2 separate regions of the Homo sapiens genome follow, and region 1 is linked to region 2. Evidence: read pairs that join two places in POLR2A ChIA-PET (ENCODE). Cell type or tissue: GM12878. All regions are shown on one strand. Links, peaks and the distances in the headings refer to the core of each region. The heading gives the core; the rest is flanking DNA.

Region 1 (6,059 bases), core at 866-4,865, 200 kb before region 2:
CAGGCATGCGCCACCACGCCCAGCTAATTTTTGTATTTTTAGTAAGATGGGATTTCACCATGTTGGCCAGGATGGTCTCGATCTCCTAACCTCATGATCCACCCACCTCAGCCTCCCAAAGTGCTGGGATTACAGGCGTGAACCACTGCACCCAATCATGGAGTTTTTTTTTTTTAATCTTCAAGATGACAAGGTAGAATTAGATTTTGATATCTCTGAAGACCCTCATAAATAAACTTAGGATCAATCTCCAAAAATTGTCCTAAAGTCACACCATATATGACGTTTTCCAAAAACATGAGGAATGAAACTAGCAGAGCCATGTCCAAGCACTCTGTCTTCCACCAACCACGTGATCTGGAGAAAATCACTGAACATCTCTGAGTTTCAGTTTTCTCATCTTTCAAGGGCTAAAATAGCAGTTCTCAGTGTCATCAGGGAACCCCTGGAAGGTATTTAAACATTTTCATGGAGTTTCACGGAGCTTTGGAATATTTCATAATAATACTAAGACATTATTGGTCTTTTTCAATCTAATTCTCTGAAGAGTGTACAGTGGGGTTTTCCAGAGACAATGTGACGAAGCCACAATTATCTAAAAAGGCTACTAAAAGACTCTCCCTTTCCCAACTATATAGCTGTCCGGGGCCAAATTTTCTTCCAAATTTTAACCAAAAGAGCATATCACAACAGATTGAATGGATAAGCAAACATGGGAATCCATGTGTCTTCTATAGAGGCAAATATTAAAGATAAGCAAAAATACAAAACCATGGCACTCTTCTCATTAAATTTTTGTTTTGAAATAGTTATTTGTCATAAAAATGTTATTTATGTTAACATATAATAGGTTCATCATTATTTTTAAGTGACTTAGTTTTCTTTTATTTCTCAATTTTACTTTTTTTTTTTTGAGACAGAGTCTCACTCTTTTGCCCAGCCTGGAGTGCAGTGGCTCGATTTTGACTCACTGCAACCTCCACCTCCCAGGTTCAAGCAATTGTCCTGCCTCAGCCTCCTAAGTATCTGGGACTACAGGCGTGTGCCACCATGGCCAGCTAATTTTTGTATTTTTAGTAGAGACGGGGTTTCACCATGTTGGCCAGGCTGGTGTTGAACTCCTGACCTCACGTGATCCACCTGCCTCGGCCTCCCAGAGTGATGGGATTACAGGCGTGAGCCACCATGCCCAGCCTCAATTTTAACTTCTAATATGGAAATACTGACAGACTTAACCCATATAAATAAAAGCTCTTTGGGGTCCTCAATAATTTTTACAGTATAATGAAGTCCTGAGACCAAAAATTTTGAGACCTGTTAGGAGAGGCTTCCCATCTCTAAAATTCCATGACTCAATAAATAATTTTATGAAAGGCAGGTTGGCTCTTTTTGTCCCCTATCTTTTTATTTTGTTTTTGCTCTTGAGTTGAACACATTCTTTGCATTTCTCCTTATTTTTAAGAGCTTAATATTAATATGAACTATAATAAAATGCAAATCATGCATTCCCACAATTCTCATTTTTCTCTATTTCCCTCCAGATGTATATATATTTCTACATACTTGTGAACAGAATAGATATGAATACATCATCTGTTTTTTCACTTAACGTTCTATTAAACATCTTGTTTTGTACAAATTCTTCATTTCTAATCCTTTTAACAGCTGCCTGATCCACTGAGCGAAACCACCATGATTTATGCCTCCCTCTATAAAACACTGAGACTGCTTTTATCACTGTATGCAGTCTCATATTTTTTCTTAGAAACAAGCGTTTGTTTGTTGCTCTTTGTTATTCTAATCTAGACTGACAACTATTACCCTACATGCCATTCTCACTTCCCTTCCTCCACCCTTGACTACCTCTTCCCATTTTTAAAAGGGGAGAGGAGTAACCCCTTAAAAATGAAAAATCCAGTATCAATAAAATAACATGAGAAAATAAAATAATTTAGCTATAGATCATCATTGCTACAGTCTCCAACTTCATCATTTCCAACAAAAACTCCTATAATGTGCAACATAGAAATATTTACCCATTGCCTTATCATTTAAATGATGTATGACATTTAGTTAACTGTCTTGAAAGGGACACTTCTAAAGTTTTCAGGTTAAAACATTTTTATGCAAACTTCTGAGTATAGTTACAGAGATATTTTATCTGACAAGGGCAAACATACATTAATCAGAGTTACAGAGTTGTTGTAACTGAAAGGGGCAGTCTTTCAATTATTTTCACACTGAATTTCCCCACATCACAGATTTATTTTGGACTTTGAAAATAAGAGTAATTTATAATGACAAAATAATATAATGTTACTCTGCTTTTTCTTAGAGATATTTTTATTTGTTATGGATAAAGGAAAGATTAGAAAAACTTCAAATATTCTGAAATACTATATTTCTCTCATTGCAAAGATTATTTCCTTTGAAAAAATCATGGAATAATATCAGTGAAAACGAGGATGCAAATACATTATGAAGTTTAAGCTTTCATTAGAATTCAAACCAAAATTACTAATTTTCTCATGTCATACTTAACTTAAAATGCTTCATTAAGCACGGGCGGCCAGGTGCGGTGGCTCACACCTATAATCCCAACACTTTGGGAGGCTGAGGCAGGCGGATCACTTGAGGTCAGGAGTTTGAAACCAGCTTGGCCAACATGGTGAAACCCCATCTCACTAAAAATACAAAAATTCGCCAGGTGCGGTGGTGGGCACCTGTAATCCCAGCTACTCGGGAGGCTGAGGCAGGAGAATTGCTTGAACTCAGGAGGTGGAGGTTGCAGTGAGTCGAGATTGCGCCACTGCACTCCAGCCTGGGCGACAGAGCATGACTCTGTCTCCAAAAAAAAAAAAAAAAAAAGTTTAAAAAATCATTCAATTAATCCAGGAAATAGTATCGATCGTTTTCCAGACACTGTCAGTCACTGGGGATGGAAAGCTGAAGGAGAGCAAGGTCCCTCCCTTCAGGGCATAACTGAGCTGTAGGTAACATGTCATGGAAGTAGAGAAGAGGACACAATCCTAAGATGAAAGATTAAAAACATCAAAGAAGAAGGCATATTTTTGCTAGGATGTGGAATCTGAAGCCTTTTTTGGAGGAGAGACAGAAAGTCAGGGGTTACTGGCATTTCAGTGAGAACTAAGAATATAAACAAAGACAAAAAGTTTGACTGCTTTGACTCACTCAAAACAGGTTACTCAAAACAAGAGAAATGCAAATCAAAACTACACTGAGATAACATTTCTCACCCATCAGATTGGCAAAAATTCAAGTGTGGGAACATGTGCTGCTGGCAAGGCTGTGGAGACACAGATGCTCTCGCACAACACTGAGGGGGATGTAAACAGTGCAACCCCATGGCCCTGTGGCAACAGCTAAAAAGATCCCATGGTATGCTAAGGGTAGGAACAGGAGAGGGATGGGGTAGAGCGGGAGCAATCAGGAATGGCGGTGAAAAGGTAGACTGTGGTTCGACTGCTGAGAGCCACAACGTCATGCTAAGCAGCTTATCCAGCAGGCAATGAGGAGTGAGTCGAGTTTTTTATGAAAAATAAGGACATCAACAGAACTGTATTGCAAAATGATGATTTAAACTCAAATTTGCTTATGATTAAAAGGAATAATAAAACCAACATCTGAGAAAGCACACTCCTCTTCCTTAGGCTGCCATTGAGCCACTGAATAAAGTGACGAGAAGACCAGGGTCCTTCGTTTTTTGGGTGATGAATTTTTCTGCTTTACTTGAATACTAGTTAGTCATACATAAAGCAGTAAGGCAGAGGGGACACTGGAAGTCCAGAATGGGACTGCACACTGGACTGTGCCACCAATGAACACCAAGAATGACCTGGACCGACAGCCCCACACCCCACAGGCTGGGGAACTTCTTTCAGCTCATGAATCATCAGTGGGGAAGCGGGGGGAAGGGGTGCTTTCCTAGAGCATGTGGACAGCAAGTACTGCTAACAAAAATCCTTTTCTAAAAAGAAAACAATCTTGAAGCCACTTGTCATTTCTATGTAAGGATTCATTTAGTAAGACACTCTCTCCTTCACAGGCCCAACTAGAATAAAATCTCACTTCTAGGTCTCTACAATTTTGTTCAATCTAAGTATGCTAGTGAGACAGGCCTCATTACTATAGAGACCTGATCATAATAAAACCCATTCTACACCCTGCATTTCATCCCATCTAAGATGCACTTATAAGATCACTTGTAAGACACACCATTATTTTTTTTTCTACCCCTAAGAAAGAAAAGCACTCAGCCAATTTAACTAACTCAATGACTTAATTAAGCATAATCCTTCGTGACATGTGAATTGGTCACACCAGCCTCTTGATGAACTGAAATTCCTTTCATCTATTCAGGGGAACTTGGCAGTTTGGTCTACCTTCAGATGCAATGCTTTAGTGTGACAATAAATTATTTTGGTTATATCTCAGTAATAAAAAAATACAGCTTCATCTATTTGGGGATATCCTCTTTTTTAAAAAGGCTCTATAAAGCCTCCTTAAAAAAAAAAAGGCTCTAAAAAGCACCTGGTTGTTGCTTTGCAAAATAATATGGAATTCCTCCAATGCTGAATATTTGTTTTACTAACATCCAGTGTATTCCCCTCTATTCTGTCCACACCTTTCTGCATTTATAACAACATTGTCTTTAATGCCAAATCACAGTATACTCTCTTCCGAGAACTTTTTTTTTTTTTTTGAGACGGAGTCTCCCTCTATTGCCAGGCTGGAGTGCAGTGGCATGATCTCGGCTCACTGCAACCTCTGACTCCCAGGTTCAAGCGATTCTCTGGCCTCAGCCTCCCAAGTAGCTGGGACTACAGGCGCACGCACCACGCGCAGCTAATTTTTGTATTTTTAGTAGTGACGGGGTTTCACCATGTTGGCCAGGATAGTCTCGATCTCTTGACTCCATAATCCACCTGCTTCGGCCTCCCAAAGTGCTGGGAGTACAGGCGTGAGCCACTGTGCCTGGCCTCTGAGGACATTTTAAATGACAACACATGTAGTGCCAAAAGTGGATACAACTCAGTTGAAGTGACAACAAATGATCAGCTATGATCAAGTTCACACATGTGCAGGAAATGACAGCCCATCATAACCACTGCCTAACCAACTGCAATTGTGAGGTATCATTGGCTATATATCTCAACATCAGAAATATTAAGATATGAAAAAGTGTCTTCAAATCAATGAAACACTACTAATCCACACCAAAGTACACAGTAGCAAAGGGTTGCTAACGGAGATTATAAAATCTCCTTAATTAGAATACCTATGAAATAACAAATATAGATACACCTGCCAGGCAATGCTTGCCAAACTCTATTCAATGTCCAGGAAAACAAAGTCAGAACATCCAAAAGACATCTCACTTCAAAGTGAGGAGAAAAATCATTTCGCTACATAGCTGGAGAGAATATTTTGTCAAATGCAATCGGAGGACACCTCCAGGCATGAAATATTGTTGTTATTCTTAAAATTAACCAGCAATAGTATAATCCCATTTTTATACAATTGCCACTGCCTCCGTGAATCAAGGGAAATGTGGCATGGTGCCCAATAAAGTGTTATCAACAGTATCTCCTGCATACACTGATTGTAAGAGTGTGTCTACTTTCCTATCTGCTCACTTCTCCCTTTCTCTCCATTCTTTGCTTATTCAGGTTTCTTTTTCTTTTCTTTTTTTTTTTTTTTTTTTTTTTTTTTTTTTGAGATGGAGTCTCACTCTGTCGCCCAGGCTGGAGTGCTGTGGTGCCATCTCGGCTCACTGCAACCTCTGCCTCCTGGGTTCAAGCAATTCTCCTATCTCAGCCTCCTGAGTAGCTGGGACTACAGGCGCCCGCCACCACGCCTGGCTAATTTTTGTATTTTTAGTAGAGACGAGGTTTCACCACGTCGGCCAGGCTGTCTTGAACTCCTGACCTCAGGTGATCCACCCACCTCGGCCTGCTGGGATTACAGGCGTGAGCCACCATGCCCAGCCTCAGGTTTCCTTTTCATAAAGATAGGCATCAAATTAAAAATTCCGTGCA
Region 2 (6,059 bases), core at 698-4,697:
TATATTTTAAAAATTAATTTTGCAATGTTGTTACATCCAGTGTCAATATTCAGAGAGGAAATCCACCACAGGCCCCGAGTGCTGTTGTGTATACACACGAGGAATGCAAACAATGTTTTAAGTCCCAGAACACTCTTTACCTGAGCCATCTTTCAGGGTTATGTTTGCAGTTGCAGAGCAACCATGAGATGAGGCAATGTCTCTTCCCAGGCAAAATATGCTTGCTTCTGCTAAAAGCAGTGAATCCCTCAAACTAATGTTTCTTGGCTGAGATGCAAACCCACTGCAGGAATAGGATACACCTGGGCCTGTATCTCATCACCTGTGAGTCTTGGGGTAAGGGAAAGCTGACACGAAAAGTATGCTGGTAGCCATATTGCTTACTCTATCATGGGTAATACAGTACTTTTTCTATGACCCAGGATTCTTGTTTCTTCTGTTAAAATCCATGAGAGGCTAATCGCTTTGTTTACTTACAAATCAGGTAAAATCCTAGACACTTCAAAGACACAGTCAATTTATAAAAACTGTATTTCTATATATCAGCAACACACAATTATAAAGTAAAAAAAGTTAAAGCCATTCACAACAGAATAAAAAATGTCAAGGAATAAATCTGATAAGAAGTGTGCAAAGACCTGTAAGACAGAAAAATCCATAGCATTAATGAACAAAACTGAACTGCAGAAAATGCAGTAATATAGTTTTTAAAAAGTCAATAGAACTAAAACTGATCTATAGATTCAATGCAATCCTAACCAAAATCATAGCAGGTTGAGGGGAGAGGGGACATGTGGAAACTAACAAGCTGCTTCTAAAATTTACATGAAGATGAGATCAGTCAGAAAAGCCAAGAAAATATTAAAGAACAAAATGGAAAGAATTAAACTATTAGATATCAGGATTAATAATAAAGCTAAAGTAATTAAAACAGGGTGGTACTGTTACAAGGAAAGACAAAACACAACAGAACAAAGCAAAGTCCAGAAACCAAACCATAACTATATGGTCAATTGACTTATGACAGAGAACACTGCAATAAAGTAAATGAAAGAAGTCTTCAAAAAAGGGTGCTAGGTAATTAAGATATCCCTACGGGGTGAAAGGAATAAAATGATGATCCTCATCTCACATAATACAAAAAAATTCCACATGGTTTATAGATCTAAATGTAAAAGATAAAAGAATAAAGTTATCATTAAAATGTGCACACGCACATGCATATACAGGAAGACAGTTTCCTCTCTGTGTGTATATAGTATTTTCATTGCATAAACATCCACCAGTACCCAAATTCATTTATCCTATCTTTGATGAACATTTAGGTTATTTTTATTTTTTGCCTATTACAATTAATTCTACTTTTTAAAAAAATTTCTTTTTGTACTCCTTTCTGTTGGGTATATACACCAGAGTAGAATTAGCTATACTATGGACAGACAAGCAGTTTTCCAAAGTAGTTGTACTAGTTGTACTAGTTTAAATTCTTACCACCAGTGTATAAGAATCCCGTTATTTCACATGATCACTAGCAGTTGGTACCATCAGTCTTTTTAATTTTGGACTTTGGTGGGTGTGTAATAGTATCGCATGTGGTTATAAGTTGCCTTTCTGTGGTCACTAACGGAATTGGACTCCTTTTCATTATTAATCATTTTGATATCTTCTTTGTGCAATGCTTGTTCTAGTCTTTGCCCATTTTTCTATGAATTCTCTTTTTCTTACTAACTTGTAGGAGTTCCTCATATATTCCTTTGTTGCATATATTTATTCCAAATAACTTCTCTGTGGCTTGCCTTTTCACTCTCTTAAAGTTACGTTTTGATGAATGCAACTTCTTAATGTACCCAGTATGTTTTTTTCTTTAGAAAATTACCTAGCTTTATGATTAATCCTGATATTTAATAGTTTAATTCTTTCCATTTTGTTCTTTAATATTTTCTTGGCTTTTCTGATTGATCTCATCTTCATGTAAATTTTAGAAGCAGCTTGTCAGTTTCCACATGTCCCCTCTCCCATCAACCTACTATGATTTTGGTTAGGATTCCATTGAATCTATAGATCCATTTTAGTTCTACTGACTTTTTAAAAAATATATTACTGCATTTTCTGCAGTTCAATTTTTTTTATTAATGCTATGGGTTTTTCTGAGCTCCCTTCTGGTCATACCCATTGCCCCAAAATAACCACTCTATATAGTTTTAAGAATCTGATGTATTTCTACACACCAGAAGGTGAATGATTCTTACACACATGCAAATAATGTAATAGCAAAAAATTATTTAAGTATGACTTGATTATGTAAGTTTAAAAATTTCTCTGGACATTATTCTGTTCTAGACATGTCTTGTTTATGCTATTGGAAGTTGTTAGAGTGGTTATTTTGGAGCAATGGGTGTGACCAGAAGAGAGCTCAGGGAGAGATACTAGGGCAATATTTTGCTCCTTAATCTGGTTGATAGTTCATAGTACTGTTCTGTTTGTGAAAATCCAACAAGCTGTATACTTACGTGTACTTTAATGAATACAAGCTGATCATTCCAAATCAGAAAACATGAAATGCCCAAAATCAGAAAATTTTTGAGTGCCAACACGATGCTCAAAGGAAATGTTCATTGGAGCATTCTGGATTTTGAACTTTCTGAATTTGGGATGCCCAACCCAAATAATGCAAATGTTTCAAAATCTGAAAAAATCCAAACTCCAAAACACTTCTGGTTCCAAGCATTTCAGAGAAATAGTACTTCATCCATATATATTATAATCTAATTTAAAATTTTAAAAATAGGCAAGTGACCCAAACTGACAGAAATCAGGACGGTGGTTACTTTTGAGAAAGGACCAGTAGCGATTTGGAGATGACAGGATGTTTTCACAATGCTGATGAAGCATCGTAATAGTTAATTATTTACTAGGGAGATGGGGGTTATTTTCTGTTCTGAATTTTTTAAAAAAGGGACAAGATCATTTCATATAGTTTCTCCTTTAAAGATAAAATTTGGCACCCTCTCCCCCTTTTTTAAAGTAAAGCTGAAAAATCATCTAAACTATTGCTGTTCAAATGTCCACAGACTGGTCTGTGACAAGATAAGCATGAAAGCAAGAACATTTAGGTACTTTCATAGAAATTTGACATTGCTGGGTCATTCTGAGTCCACAATGGACTAGAGGAAAAAAATTGGTCCTTGATGATGAATAATTTGAGAATAAACTAGCTAACTGAGGTGGTGGTGATATGAGTCGCAGTTGCGGGGTGGGGGTGGGGGGGGTGTGAGAAGCGCATGAGCAAGGTTTCCTAGGACTACATCTTAAAAAAAAAAACAAAAACAGAACTATTAAAAATAAGACCTTGGTTAAAAAAAAACATAAAAAAAGGAAAAAAATTAAAGCTTTATTTTAACTATATCAAGACCCTGTTTATAGTCTTTTCTCACAAAGTGGTACTTATAGAAAAATAATCCCTTATACTTCTCTATTACCAGTTTTACTTCAAATGAAACCAATTAATGTCACCAATTAACGTCATCCTACACCAAGGAAGTATTCTACCTACAACAAATGGTTTTCAAAAGCAAAACAAAAATAAATTTTAGCTTATATACCAGTGATGAGAAACAGAGCTAACTTAAACACTAGTGAGCAGAAAAACAAAAGACGCTAGTTTATTAACTCAGAAACTTAATGAACAAAAATATGAAACAAACAAAAAAAGAGTCAATAAACAGTTTTTTGTCTTTTTTTTTTTTTTTTTTTTTGAGACAGGGTCTCTCTCTGTCACTCAGGCTGGAATACAGTGGCATCATCATAGCTCACTGTGGTCTCAAACTTCTAGGCTTAAGTGATCCTCCCACCTTGGCCTCCCAAAGTGCTGGGACTACGGGTGTGCACCACCAAAACCAGCTGTTTTTTATTTAGAGACAAGGTCTCACCATGTTGCCCAAGGTGGTCTTGAACTACGGGGCTCAAGTCATACTCCTGCCTCGGCCTCCCAAAGTAATGGGATTACAGGTGTGAGCCACCACACCCAGCCTATAAACAGTCTTGATCTTCCTGGTGTCTGGCTATGAAAATTTGGAAGAGTCATCAGTGTCTCCATTCTCTCTCTTATCTATACCTTAATTTTCCTAAGAAACTTTGTGAGGCCGGGCGTGGAGGCCTACACCTGTAATCCCAGCCCTTTGGGAGCCCGAGGCAAGCAGATCACAAGGTCAGGAGTTCGAGACCAGTCTGGCCAACATGGCAAAACCCCGTCTCTACTAAAAATATAAAAATTAGCCAGGTGTGGTGGCGGGCGCCTATAATCCCAGCTACTCAGGAGGCTGAGGCAGGAGAATAGCTTGAACCCACGATGGGGAGGTTGCAGTGAGCCGAGATCATGCCATTGCACTCCAGCCTGGGCGACAAGAGCAAGACTCCGTCTCAAAAAAAAAAAAAAAGGAACTTTGTACAACAAATATCTTGTAAATAATAAGACTATCACTAAAGGTTAACCATATGATCCAAATTTCTTTCCCTCCACAAATCCCCTCTCCCAGCCACATTTATCTTCTTACGGCTTCCTGAAAACACTATATACATTCTCATCTTCTTGCCTTTATATATGTTTTCTTTCCATAACACATCCTGTCTTCCCTAGTGATTAAACTCTCCAGAGAAGAATAGTATCTTAGAACTTTTATAGCTAATACTTAGTAACCCAGGCAAAGTTAACTTAGTATCCCTTCTCTAATGCTGTCATAACATGATAAATATAAACACATGTGATTTATGAAGTCATGTGCTAATTATCTACTTATTTTTCTATCCCTCTAGATATGCTGAGACAACTTTAAGGGTGGGGTTGACACCTCATTCAAATTTGTTTCCCAAATACCTGGCAAATAATACAGACTGGAGAAGGCATGAGTGTAACAAGTAGTTTCTTTGCTTGTTTATTCATTCATTTCTTGAGACAGGGTCTCGCTCTGTCACCTAGGCTGGAATGCAGTGGTCCCATTATAGAACACTGTAGCCTTGAACTCCCGGGCTCAAGCAATCCTCCTGCCTCAGTCTACCAAGTAGCTGGGACTACAGGCACACACCACCACATTCGGCTAATTTTACTTTTTATTTTTTGTAGAGACAGGAGTCTCACTATATTGCCCAGGCTGGCCTCAAACTCCTGGGCTCAAGTGATCCTCCCACCTTGGCCTCCCAAAGTGCTGGGATTATAGGTGTGAGCCACCACAGCCTGCCTAACAAGTAGTTTAAACGGAGATATTACTTTGGTTGTTATCAATAAACTAATGGCTTAAACAACACTTTTTAGGATTATAACTTTATCCTCCAATGTGGACTGCTCAACAGATTAAAACAATTCTTAACAACACATTTTTTTGTCTAATTAGAAACAAAAATGCTTGCTTCTACATAAACATATAGAAATAAAAGATTAACAAATTCTGATCAAAAGATCGAGTTACTATTATTTGATTAAAAACAAAAAAACAAAAATCATTACATAAAAGAAACCCAAAGAGTAATCTAGTAAATAATTTTTTTCTTTTTTTTTCTTGAAACAGTGTCTCACTTTGTCGCCCAGGCTAGAGTGGAGTGGCGTGATCTTGGCTCACTGCAGCCTCCGAGGCCTCCTGGGTTCAAGTGATTCTCTTGCCTCAGCCTCCCGAGTAGCTGGGATTACAGGTGTGCGCCACCACACCCAGCTAATTTTTGTATTTTTAGTAGAGAAGGGGTTTCACCATGTTGACCAGGCTGGTCTTGAACTCCTTAACTCACGTGATCTGCCCTCCTCGGCTTCCCAAAGTACTGGGATTACAGGCGTGAGCCACCGCACTCGGCTGATAAATTTTTTTTTTTAAAGCTTAATATTAAGTGTTTTCAGAAAAACATTTAAAACAAATTTTAGGCCGGGCGTGGCGGCTCACACCTGTAATCCCAGCACTTTGGGAAGCTGAGGCGGGCAGATCACTTGAGGCCAGGAGTTTGAGACCAGCCTGCCCAACATGGAGAAATTCTGGCTCTACTGGTATGGTGGTGCACGCCTGTAGTCCCAGCTACTG

Evidence for each region. Peaks named below come from ENCODE experiments on the same cell type or tissue, not always from the same donor. Only the 100,000 strongest peaks of a DNase experiment are listed, where the experiment ranks them.
Region 1: POLR2A ChIA-PET joins it to region 2 with 5 read pairs; 2 of 35 experiments call an interaction of 5 or more read pairs at or near these places.

What each region holds. Positions count from the first base shown.
Region 1 is chr2:25,583,662-25,589,720 of GRCh38, forward strand. All of the region lies in intron 6 of DTNB (dystrobrevin beta), which reads right to left. Among named protein-coding and RNA genes, the nearest start is that of DTNB, 87 kb to the right of the region's middle. In GM12878, for the core only: no CTCF peak of the experiment used is centred there; a DNase peak (open chromatin) is centred at 3,250; H3K27ac peaks cover 857 bases.
Region 2 is chr2:25,787,067-25,793,125 of GRCh38, forward strand. All of the region lies in intron 5 of ASXL2 (ASXL transcriptional regulator 2), which reads right to left. Among named protein-coding and RNA genes, the nearest start is that of ASXL2, 88 kb to the right of the region's middle. In GM12878, for the core only: no CTCF peak of the experiment used is centred there; a DNase peak (open chromatin) is centred at 3,049.